Linked DNA regions of Homo sapiens: all the other regions are linked to region 1. The links are chromatin contacts, found by Hi-C or POLR2A ChIA-PET in ENCODE. All regions are on one chromosome and are shown on one strand. Each heading gives the region's core, a stretch centred on a gene start or an enhancer-like site at or near the end of the contact. The rest is flanking DNA. Distances are from core to core; before and after follow the strand shown. Region 1 overlaps MGAT1 (alpha-1,3-mannosyl-glycoprotein 2-beta-N-acetylglucosaminyltransferase). Region 2 holds the start of GFPT2 (glutamine-fructose-6-phosphate transaminase 2). Region 3 holds the start of CTC-338M12.4 (a long non-coding RNA gene).

Region 1 (4,071 bases), core at 331-2,830:
CTGGCTGACGTCCACCGCTTGGGAGTGGGGAGAGGTCCCCACACGTTTGGTCACAGAAGTCTTCTTCTGTGTAGATGATTGTTGCAGTGTGAGAGCGGAGGGAAAACATGGTTTCAGGAGAGTCTTCCCTCACACTATGTGATTGGAGCAAAAGGACAAGAAAGATGAACTGAAGGACAAAGGAGAATTTAGGGAGAATCAGGGGCATCGGTTCAGCTGAGGGAGGGGCGTTGGAACCACAGCTGCATGCTGTCTAACTGGGGTGGAGAACTGCTAGGGCTTGGCCTGGAGCCAGGCGGGCATCAGGGCAGGCTCCAATTCAAGGGAGCAATATGACAAGGACAGGGAAGTCACACTTGATATTTCAGGTGAGGCCTCACCCAAGATTTTGATTTTTTTTTTTTGAGAGGAGTCTCGCACTGTCTCCCAGGCTGGAGTGCAGCGGTGTGATCTCGGCTCACTGCAAGCTCCGCCTCCCGGGTTCACCCATTCTCCTGCCTCAGCCCCCCGAGTAGCTGGGACTACAGGCGCCCTTCACCACGACCAGCTAATTTTTTGTATTTTTAGTAGAGACGGGGTTTCACCGTGTTAGCCAGGATGGTCTCGATCTCCTGACCTCGTGATCCACCCACCTCAGCCTCCCAAAGTGCTGGGATTACAGGCGAGAGCCACCGCACCCGGCCAGATTTTGATTTTTAAAAACCCAGGTATGAGGCCATCAGGCTCTGTTCTGCAGTTTCAGAACCAACTGGCTTGATTCATTCATAAGGAGGCCGAGGACTCCCAGCTGTCAGTAGAGGGCAGCCGTGCCCAATGAAGACCAAGTTCAGGTCAGAAGCTTGCTCAGCAAGCCAAGAACCAAAGATAGTTAATCTGGGCAGGGCGGTTATGTATGAATTTTATTTTCCTTTTATTTTTCAATGTTTTTAGGTAGTTACACGATAAGCACATATTACTTATATACGAAAAAAGTTATTTAAAAAACAATATTCATTCTTTACCTTTCTATCAAGTGGTACAGAAAATTATACGGTATATATTTGCCGTGTGGCAAAATATTCCTCGTTGGATCATGTCAGTGGAAAGAGTATGGTTCTTCTTTGTATTAGTCTTTCAACTTCCCTGTGAGTTTGAATATTTTCATAATAAAAACTTGAAAAACAGAATATAAAATTGAAAAAAAGTTTTGGAAGGAAAAAATATTCCCATCCTTTAATTCAAGAACATCTACGTAAATAATAGAACCAGTCTCCTAGATGACACTGCTCCCCACCCTTGGATGCTGATGAGTAAATGTTTTAAAATTCTATTCTCAAAATATTTGTTCAAACATTCCATTCTGGTCACATAAAATCTTCCACCGTTTCAAGGACAGAACACAGTATCCGAGAGTTCTGGTTTCTACTGTTGCTCAGCAAACTCCCGCAGAACTCAGCAGCTTAAAATACCCGTTTCACATTGCCCACCATTTGTGAGTCAGAAATTCAGGCAGCCCTCGGCTGGGCAGTAGTTGCTTAGGGCATCCCATGTGGTTGTGTTAGATGCTGGCCAGGGATGTCCTCACGGCCCCTGTGGGTGACGGTGGCCATGGGTGACGGTGGCCGTGGGCCACTCCCCAGAACCCTCCAGCAAGGGGCTCAGGGTAGTCAGATGTCTTCCATGAACTCCCTGGAGCTCAAGGCCCCAAGTGTGCCTGTTCTAGCAAGAACCAGGAAGAGGCTGTCTCCCTGCCATGACCTAATCTAGCAGCCACACAGCCCCATTCCGCTGCCAGCGTCCTGCAGGCCCCTCCTCAGGGAAGGCCCTCGGTGAAGAGTGAGGCCTGATCGCCGCTCACCTACTCCTGATCCTGAAAGGTTTTGCCCTTTTCCTAAATAGAAACTCTGAAAAGTAATCAAACAGTATTTCCAAAGGAGGCTTTTGGCAGGCTTGCCTCATTGCCCTTGCAGGGAAGGCTGCCTGTCTCTAGCCATCTTCCTCTTCTTACAGCTGTGCTGAGACGTTTTTGGCTGGGGCAGGGCTGCTGCACTGAGGGTGCATCCCACCTCCTGCAGGGAAGGCAGCCAGACCACATTCCAGTGAGTGGAACGTGAGGGAAGGCTGTCTGCCCACTGCTTTTGTTCCATAAAGAATGAGGCTTGCCCTCCCTTCCCCTCTCCTGCTTCCTGGTAGCTGAACCAGGGCAGCATTTGCTGTGAGCTGGGAGCCATGTGTTGAAGACGGCGGAACAACAAAAGTGAAGACAAAAAAGAAAACTGCATCACTGGCATGTGCCCTTGTCAGTCAGCACTTCCGGGGCTGTGTGTGGCCTTCAGGAATTTCAGTTTTCATGCATGACCCTGAGAAGACTCAGCCCCCTGCCACAGTAGGACAGGTTTCTCAAACAACCCACTAGGGTTAGGGGCCCGCAGGTTTCATTCTGCCCCTCTCCAGGTCAGGGTTCCTAATGCACTCCCCCCAAAGCTCCCCATCACCCTGCCCTCTCCAAATCCTCGTCACTGTCACAAGCTTGGTCTTCCAGGCACCGTGTATGGCCGTGGTCCCTGTAGTCGCCCATACAATCACTCCCTTCTTAGTAACAGGAATCTTAATTTGATTCAGCTTCAGAAATACTTTTTCCAGCCTCTTTTGCTGACAGGGGTGCCTGTGTGATCCAGTTCTACCCAGGGAATTGTGACCCAGCGCTCTGTGAGCTTCCAAGAGAGGAGGAGGCAGCTGCCATCCACCCTTTACCTTCTTCCTTCCTCCTTCTTCCTAAAACGTGTGCTGGCTGGAGCTCCCGCAGCCAAGGAATGAGACCTGACCTCGTGCTAAGAAGAGTGAGACTGAGACCTGAGAAGGAGCCTGGGCCCTGACGGTGGAGGAACCCCCACACCAGCCTGCACCATCGACCTCTCATTTCCGTCCGGCGCTGGGATCCAGGCTTCCTGCTCTGCAACTGAATCCATTCTGACACACTGTCTTACAGTTCTGGTATAAAGGGTCAGACTTCAAGTTAGCCAAGGGAGGCAGTGGGGGAAAGTAACAGCCTTGGCACTACCCGGCCCCCTTTCTATCAACTGCCCCCGCTCTGCCCGCTCCAGACACATGTGGAGGGGGATTAAGTGTCGAGGGAGCCAAGGTGAACAGCAGGAAAAGGAAAGCAGTGGAGACAGAGATTTCCACCAGGCTTTACTCACAATGCAGCCATACGGATTAATCCCACAGCCACCACAGAAGGTTGTGTTACCCCCGCCTCACAGGAAGAGGCTCTGGCAGGAAGAACAGCTGGACCCGAGTCAGACACGCAGGTCACGGGCCCAGAGCAGGGCCGGCCCAGGCCCACCGCACTCTATGACATCGGCCACCAGGCTGGTCTCCAGGAAATAGGGCCCTGGTGTCTACTTCCTAAACTCCCTGTGAATTGCCAGGGGCCAGAATGTGGGTAGGTGGGAGAACAGATGGAGGCTGAAGGACCTCTGGTGGCAAAACACTGACCTCTACAGAGGTCTCATCAGAAAGCCTGAAATCCCACGTTAGATATTTCAGAAAGAGGGCAAGCTTCTGTTCTATACATTTGTATGTTATTTAAAGTTACACAGCCAGACAAATATGTACATAACACTATGGGTTTTGGTGGTAAATGTTTTATCTATGCATATTATGTATAGATGTGAGGAAGACGTCTGGAAGGATACACCACCCACGCGTAAACACACGTTAAGGGAGCGTGTGCAGTATGTTGTATCTAAAATGAACATGTAATACGAAAAGCCAGTAGCTGGTATTTGTAAAGGGGTGCTCTGTATCTAACCCTCTAAATGCCCCCCACCTCCCACCCTCTTGGCCTGCTCTGAGGGCTTCGTCTCCGTTTCCCTGGCCCCTCAGCCTTGGCAGGCTTCTCATGCAGGGCCCAGTGAAGGCTCAGGAGGGCCTTGGCCAGACTCCATCAGACATTTGTCTCCACTGGGGGCGACTTGATCCACAAATGAGATCCCACCAGTGACCCAGGTAAGAGGATTGCAAAGGCCAAGAGGCTTGAGGAGGGAAGGCTGCCCGGAAGGCAGTCTGTCCTGGAGACAGAGTGAGCAG
Region 2 (3,631 bases), core at 63-2,562, 430 kb before region 1:
GGCTCTACACATGGAGAATGGCGTCTGGGAGCACGAGATTTTAGCTGAGGGTTCAGGAATTTCCACGGATGCCTGTTCAGCCTGGGTGAGGCGGCATCCCGAAGCACGCTGCCCGCTCCGCCGTAGGTCGTTCCCTTCTGCCGAGCAGCTGGCCTCCGAGACAAGAGGCCTGCACAGACCTCGGCCAGGGCTCACCGCGGGCGCACCCCACCCCGGCCCTCAGCAAAGTCAGAGAGAGGCCTTTCATGGCTTCGAAAGTTCCTCCAGGTCCTCCAGCCACAGGAGGCTGGAATGGGTAACCGAATCCTACTCAAGGAAAAAAAAAAAAAAAAAAAAGAGCACAGTGACCTTTTGTCCCAGCAGAAGTTCCCGGCTCTCTCCCGGCCAGCGGAGGCGGCCCAGCCAGGAGAGTAAAGAATTGCAGATGTGCGCTCCGGGCCGCGGCCGCCCTCCCCACGGTCCCGCAGCCACGCGGGACAGCGCGGGAGCGCCGCGGGAATCGGACGCCCGGCCCCGCTCCCCGCCCCGGACTCCCTCTCGTGGCTTCGGGCCGAGGTTCGGGCAGTGACTGCCTCTTCCCCGCGCAAAGAGGCGGTAACGCGGCAGCGACCCTTCTAGGGACCAGACGTTCCTTTGGGGTCGCGAGGAGGACGCGCAGGCCCTGCCTGAGGCACTGACGCAGCGGGGGCGACCGGGCGGGCTGCGGGGACGGCGGGGCGGGGTCGCCTCTCCTCTCCTCGGTGGGCGCGGCGGGCTGAGTCGGGATGGGCGCCCCGCACTCGGGATGCGCCGGCCTGCGCGTGGCCGCCTTTGTGGGCGACTGGGAGACGTGGAGGAGAGCGACCTCGGTCGGCATGGGGTGGGGACCCCTCTGTTACGGGGTCCAGGCCGGACCGGACCAGGTCCCTCCCCTCCGTGGGGACCGGGCCTCGGTCCCCCTCACTGTGTCCGAGACCAGGAGTCGGGTTGGGCATCCCCCACCCACACCTCCGAGACGGCCACTCGGGGAACGCGGGTGAGGGGCAGCCAGGCCCGGCCGACGACAGCCCCTCGGTAGGGGCCCGGGGCAGATCGGCGCCCCCAGCCAGGTCCTCGGCGCCTGCTTGCGGGCGGAGGCGCGGAGAGGCTGCGGCGCCGGGACCCGCGGACGGCGTGGAGGAGGCGGCTCGGGCGGGCGCGGCACTCACCGCACATCGTGGCTGCTTCTCGGGCTCCTTCGCGGCTCGAGGGGGTCTGCCCGTTCGGACGCTGGGGCTCCTCCGTGGGCTCCTCCGTGGGCTCCGTGGGCTCCGTGGGCTCCGCGGGCTCCAGCTCCCGTCCGCTCGGCCTCCAGCCCTTATAACCCGGAGCCCTCCGAGAGGGCGGGGAAGGGGGCGGGGAAGGGGCGGGGCTTCCCCCGCCCGCCTGCTCCCATTGGCCCCCGGTTGTCGTGACAACGACGGGACCCGGCCCCCAGGAGCCAGGGAGGGGGGCCGAGGGGCGGCTCCCAGGCGCGGGTCGGGCGTGTAAGGCTGGGGCGCCGGGCGCCAGATCCCGGAGCGGGGCTTAGGGCAACCAACGGCCCGAGTTCAGACCCCGACTCAACCAGAGTAGGCGTGGAAGCCGGGCAGGGCCCGATCGCGCTGTGCCTCCGCTTTCCCGTCTGTGAAACGGGGCTACCCAGGGAAGCTCCCTCCCACGGGGTGCTGAGAAGTCAGACGGGCCGCGTAAGGGGCAGAGCGAGGGGTCCGGCATCACTCGCGCGCTCCGGAAACCCGCGTGAGCCGCTGTTCCTGCCGCGCTCCCATCTGAGTGACAGGCTTGTTTCAGAGCTCCGCAGACCTCTAAGCCTGGCCCTCACCCTGCGTGGAGAGAACGCCCGGGCTTGGCGGAGAGACGAGAAAACCGAGGCTCCCGGAGGCAGACAAGGACTCTGCCAAAACCGGACGCCGCGGCGGTGGCAGAATTCGACCCTGGGATTTGCCGCGGAGCCCGAGCTTGAAGGCGAGGGTTCCGCAGGTTGTGAACGAAGCTGGAGGCGCCCCAGGAAGCCCCGACCCCACCCGCGCCGAGCTGCCCCCTCCCCAGATCTGCCTCGCGCTGCAGGCCCGCGAGGGACCCGGGGGTTCCTACGCCTGGGGTCGGAATCCGACCCCCCAGTGAGGCACCAAGGCCCGCGTTTCTCCGCCCTGGTTCCCGGCCGTCCCTCCCGTTCCCCCTGCACTCTGGGCCCCTCGTCTCCCGAGGAAGGTCACGAGAACCGGCCCAACGTTTGCGCACTTTGAAGTTTTTTTTTTTCTTAAAAAAATCCTGAAATTCTAAACGGATCCTCCTCAGTCGTGTAAAAAAAAAAAGATTTTTACATCTCGTCTAGAGCATTTTTCTAACATAATCCCTCCCTAGTTTCACCGCGACTCTGCAAGCCCTGGGGGAAGGAGGTTGTGCCATTGGAGGGTTGGGAAAACTGAGGCTCCACGACAGCGAAGGAGGGGGCTTGGGTGAGTCCTGTTGTTGGGAAATCTCAGAGCGATTCAGGAGCCGCAGCGTTTGCCCCCAACCCTCCACTATGCAGGGTCGCTTTCCTTCCTTCCTTCTCTCATTCCTAAGAACCCACTTCACACCTGTCAGGGTGCAGGTGCAAGAGACTTATTGATGAATGAGAACAGATCTGGCCCTGCCCTCCTGGCACTTACAAGTGAAGGGGAAGCAGACACTAAGCTCGTGGTTACACAGAGAGCTAAAAATTCCAGGTAGGATACAAGGAGGGGGCTGGGCCAGCGGTGGAGAGGGTGCCAGGCTCTGCCTGGGACTGGGCAGGGCTGCGCTGGTGCAGGTGGTCCAGAGCCTAGCGAAGCCAGGAAGGAGGGAGCAGCAGGCAGTGCAAAGGTCCCCTGGATGAGGGCTAGAACTTGAATGTGGAGATCAGGTTGTTTGGCCCAGACTGGCCTCCACTGTTGTAACTGAGGCGGGGACAGGGTGATGTCAACAGGCCCTCTGATAGCACCAAGACCCCAGGAGCCCTGGGGTCTTAGCAGGGTCCAAATCTGTCCTTTATCCTCCTGGAGGAGTCACAGGTCCACGGTGAGGAACGGCATGAGTGCACACTACCACCCATGGGGATGTGTCTGTAGCAGCTGCCGGCCTAGCATCACTCCTGCTTTGAGAACCCTCTGAGAGTCATCTGGGAGGTTGATGGCCTGGGCCTGGCCACACAGCCTGGGCAGTGGTTCAGAGGTCAGCATATGGCCCAGGCTGGGACGTTGATGACCTGCTCCAGCACATGAGGGAAACCAGCAGAAAAGATGAACTTGGCCTGGTACAGTGGCTTGGGTCTGTCATCCCAGCACTTTGGGAGGCTGAGGTGGGAGAACTGCTTGAGGCCAGAAGTTGGAGACCAGCCTGGGCAACAGGGAGACCCATCTTTACAAAAAGTAAAAAAAAAAAAAAAAAAAAAAAAAAAAAGCCAGGCACGCTGGGTGCAATGGCTCATGCCTGTAATCCCACCACTTTGGGGGGCAAAAGTTTGAGATCTTTGGGATTGCTTGAGCCCAGGAGTTCGAGACCAGCCTGGGCAACACAGCAAAACCCGTCTCTACTAAAAACACAAAAATTAGCCAGGTGTGGTAATGTGCACCTGTAGTTCCAGCTACTC
Region 3 (3,938 bases), core at 925-3,424, 460 kb after region 1:
TCCGGAGGGTGTTCTCCCCTCACGAGGTTTTTGTTCTGATGCACACCAACTCCGGAAGGACTTAGTCCAGGCTGGACTAAGGCAGGAGAGGGTTACTCTGGATGAACTAAGAATTGGTCTCTTTTTCCCGGGCGCGGTGGCTCATGCCTGTAATCCTACCACTTTGAGAGGCCGAGGCGGGTGGATCACTTAAGGTCAGGAGTTCAAGACTAGCCTGGCCAACATGATGCAACCTCTTTCCAAATAAATAAATAAAAAAAATTAAAATTAGCCAGGCGTGGTGGGGGGTGCCTGTAATCCCAGTTACTCGGGAGGCTGAGGCAGGAGAATCCCTTGAACCTGAGAGGCGGAGGTTGCAGTGAACCGAGATCGCGCCACTGCACTCCAGCCTGGGCAGCAGAGCGAGACTCCGACTCAAATAAATAAATACATACATACAATAAAATAATAAAGTAAAAATTGCCCTGTGTGTTGCTAGACTGCCAATCCGTTCCTGCCTAGGCCAGAACACGGGAAGCTCTCGCAGAAACGGAAATGCCCAAAGGAGGACCTTAAGGTTCTGACTTCTGGGGACATCTAGTGGAAAGCTCTCTCTGGGCCCAGCCAGCGTACACAAAAGCCCAGGGGTCTGGGGGTCCAACTGTGCCCTGAAGGACGTGCCCAGACAGGGAAGCGGTGGAACACGGATACCTAACTGTCCTTCTGCCTTCCGCTCGACCGCAGGAATTTAAATAAGTAATGGCTCCCATTCTCACCCATCTCTGACTATAAGAGACAGTGTTGGCACCATGTCTATTCAAGTAGTTTTAAACAGGGGCACAGATCAGGATGATAGCAGCCACCAACATCTATGCAAAATAAAGGGGGCATTATACCTAAGTATATACTTTTCTATTTGTGACATCTATCAACTTTCGTTTCTCATCTGTGAAATGAGATTGGAAATAATATTAGTATCTACATTACATGGTGGTGTGGAAAGTGAAGAAGCAAATGTAAAGCGCCCTGAACAAGGCAGAGTAAATGTTGTGAAACTTAGCACCTCTTGGGTGCCAGGCCTTATTTTAGGTCTTGGGGACACAGCTGTGAACAAGACAGAGGGGGGACCCTGGTTTGTTTTATTTGCAGTTTACTTCCTACGGTATGCGAAGAGGGGAGAACATTGGAACAGAGACACGGAGAGAGCCCTGCGGGTATATGGGAGAATAATGTTCCTGTGGAGGGAAGTCAAATGGGGGAAAAATATTTCAATCGGAGGGAAGAGTTAGTGCCAACGTACTGAGCTGGAGTGTGGAGGGGCTGAGGACAGAGCAGGGAAATGGAGGGTGCAGTTAACCTAGGGCCTTGAAGGCCTGGAGAAGAACCTTGGCAATGTCTGCTAGAAAGCCTGCGTAAAGGCAGAAGACAGGCGAGGGAGGGTGGCAGAGCTGCCGGAGGCTGTAGACGCCCAGGTGTGCAGGGAAGGCCAGGATCCCTCCCTGAAACAGCTTGCTCTCCTGGTCCTCTGCAGGTTCCCCTGCCTTCCGCCGCAGTCTCCCTTGGGCTTTCCGGGACGTTGTCCTGGCTGTGGTCCTCCGCAGCCTGTGGACCATCCTAAGGCTCCAGGTTTGTATACATCACCTGCCTCCTTGGCACCCCCAGCTGACTGTTCTTTCGCTTTTCCAATACGGGACTCAATCCCTACCCAGGTGATTGTGGTGGTCGTGGAAGACCGCTGCCTTCACCCTCCCGCTAACCAGCTTGCTGCCCCCCACTCGGGTCATGCCAGCGCCTCCCTGAGCCCTCGGGCACAAATAGGTGAACGACCACACCCGCCTCCCGCTGTGGACTGAGATTCGCGGTGCGAGGGGTTCCCGGGTTGAGGACCTAAAACGCCGAGGAGTTCCAATTTGTCCTCGAGAACACGGGGTTTCTCCATTCGCGGCCGTCAACAGCACTAGATCACAGTTACATTTTTTTTCCTTTCGCGAAACCTCATTCGGTTCTCTTTTTCTTAAACGTTCCACAGGGAGTCCAGGTCCCCACCCACGCCCAAGGGAAAGGCCTTGCCGCGCCGCGGGTCACTGTCCCGGAAGCGGGAGGTTGCCACGTCCGGCCCCACCCTGCCCCGCCCCCTTTCCCGCTCCGCTCCGGGGCCGCCCTCTTTCCCTGCCTCGCGACACCCAGACCGAGACCTCGGGAATGCTCCGGCCCCCTGCCGCCGTCTCCCGGCCCGGTTCTCTTTCACTAAAAATAGGCGATTCTGGCAGCGCCCCTCCTATGGGGCCTTGGGGGCAATTGGGGTTTTGTCTTAGAGCCCGTGTGGACCCGGATGGCGACGGCAGCCCGAGGAGAGGGAGGGCTGACTGTATGGTTGGCTTTCCGACGACCAGACCCTGCAGGATTCGGCCTTTCCCTTTGGAGTTTTCCTCCATCCCCCTCCGTCCCTCCCAGGGGATGCCCGCAGGCCACAGTGGTCACTGAAGGTCAACCCTGAGCCGAAGGAGAAGTGGCCTCGACCCTGGGGACCCCTTCAGGTGCAGCTTGAGGGGGAACGGCCGCCTTTCCCGTTGGGCACCCAGCTGTGGCTGTGCCCTGTCCTCGCCCAGCTCCCGGCATAGGCATGCGCTCTGGGCCGGGGCCGGGGCCCCCCGCCTCCCCGGGAGGAATCGCTGGGTTGACTCTGGGTCAGCAAAGGGAGCCCGGCCCTTTCTAGCGGGGGGACGTCCTGCAGCCGCTGGAGGAGGCTGAGTCACGCTTTTCCCACCAGAAGTCTACCTGTGCCTGCGCCCGCCGGACCTGCCGGCCTCTTCCTTCTCATCCAGGGGGCCTCTTCTCCAGCCTCACGGAGGTGGGAAGCTTGCTGGAGGCCCCTACCTGCCTTTTGGGGAAGACCCCGAGGCTGGCCCACGCCCTGCTGGCAGGACCCTTCCTGACTGGGTCCACCGTTCTTCTGGGTCTCACCACTTCTCCCAGCCCCTGGGCTGCTTCCTCTCTCCCGTGTCTGGGACCCCAGAGGCACCACTTCCATTCCATACAAGGTAAGAGTCCCAAGGAGAGGCCGGGCACGGTGGCTCACGCCTGTAATCCCAGCACTTTGGGAGGCCGAGGCGGGCGGATCACGAGGTCAGGAGATCGAGACCATCCTGGCTAACACGGTGAAACCCCGTCTCTACTAAAAATACAAAAAATTAGGGCGTGGTGGCGGGCGCCTGTAGTCCCAGCTACTCGGGAGGCTGAGGCAGGAGAATGGCGTGAACCCGGGAGGCGGAGCTTGCAGTGAGCCGAGATGGCGCCACTGCACTCCAGCCTGGGCGACAGAGAGAGACTCCGTCTCAAAAAAAAAAAAAAAAAAGTCCCAAGGAGAAATTGGAGAGGCTCTCCTATGAAAATCCATCTCACCATTCCTTTTCTGAGGAGTCCACAGGACCTGTACAGTTGGAACCAGCCCCTCAGGCTTCCCTGCCAGAGCCCTTTTCTCCAGGAGCAGAGGCATCCATCCCCTCCTGCCAGCATTCCAGACCCTGGAGGGCTTGCGCGGTGGCAGGTTTTCCCTTGAATGCTGAGGCGAGGCTGAGGGAAAGGTGCGTGGCCAGGACCAGAGGGCCTGCTGACTGCCAGCTAAAACTCTGTGCAGGAGGCTTTCCCACGTACTTTACGTACTTTAAGATGATGAGCAAAATCCTTACTGTCTCCCTGCAAAATCCGTGTGGCTTCCTCTGGCGTGTCCCATACTCTTGTGTTTGTGGCCAGACTGGGCCTCCGCTCTTCCTCCAAACTCATTAGTTCTCTCCCACACAGAACACACATTGTTCTGCCTGGAAGGCCCATCACATCCCTCCCCAACCCTCTCGGTTCAATCTAAGCTTTCTTGGGGTCTCAGCTTAGGTTGCCTGTTCAGGGAAGCCTCTGGGACCCTCAGGTCTAGGTCACATTTGTTTCATGCTTTCACAGCGGTG

What was found. Hi-C counts contacts between places; a loop is a spot of excess contacts on that map. ChIA-PET counts read pairs that join two places held with the same protein, here RNA polymerase II (POLR2A). Pooled maps may share reads with other maps.
Region 2: a map of IMR-90 shows a loop between it and region 1 (15-fold over the local background). The contact joins the promoter of GFPT2 here to the enhancer-like site in region 1. A Hi-C loop is called at or near these places in 2 of 168 maps with a recorded cell type or tissue (IMR-90 and sciatic nerve) and 1 of 50 pooled maps. POLR2A ChIA-PET finds 5 or more read pairs at or near these places in 2 of 52 experiments (GM12878 and HEK293T).
Region 3: a pooled map shows a loop between it and region 1 (2.5-fold over the local background). The contact joins the promoter of CTC-338M12.4 here to the enhancer-like site in region 1. A Hi-C loop is called at or near these places in 1 of 168 maps with a recorded cell type or tissue (mammary epithelial cell) and 3 of 50 pooled maps. POLR2A ChIA-PET finds 5 or more read pairs at or near these places in 3 of 52 experiments (HEK293, activated CD8-positive, alpha-beta T cell and activated T-cell).

Annotation. Positions count from the first base shown.
Region 1 is chr5:180,783,896-180,787,966 of GRCh38, forward strand. It overlaps MGAT1 (alpha-1,3-mannosyl-glycoprotein 2-beta-N-acetylglucosaminyltransferase), which reads right to left. Exons shown (of 2, transcript NM_002406.4): 2 at 885-4,071. Among named protein-coding and RNA genes, the nearest start is that of MGAT1, 17 kb to the right of the region's middle. RefSeq lists enhancers at 1,140-2,051, 2,052-2,962. Within about 2 kb of position 1,581, at least 23 of the 41 ENCODE cell types and tissues checked have a DNase peak (open chromatin) inside an H3K27ac peak, as active enhancers do; they include IMR-90, where a contact is called at or near this core.
Region 2 is chr5:180,352,024-180,355,654 of GRCh38, forward strand. It overlaps GFPT2 (glutamine-fructose-6-phosphate transaminase 2), which reads right to left and starts at 1,313. Exons shown (of 19, transcript NM_005110.4): 1 at 1,188-1,313. The coding sequence starts at 1,194. RefSeq lists a silencer at 1,340-1,569.
Region 3 is chr5:181,244,367-181,248,304 of GRCh38, forward strand. CTC-338M12.4 (a long non-coding RNA gene) reads left to right here and starts at 2,175. Exons shown (of 3, transcript NR_109909.1): 1 at 2,175-2,516; 2 at 2,750-3,020. RefSeq lists enhancers at 1,110-2,038, 1,258-1,307, 2,039-2,965, 2,966-3,893 and silencers at 2,118-2,197, 2,298-2,377, 2,608-2,707.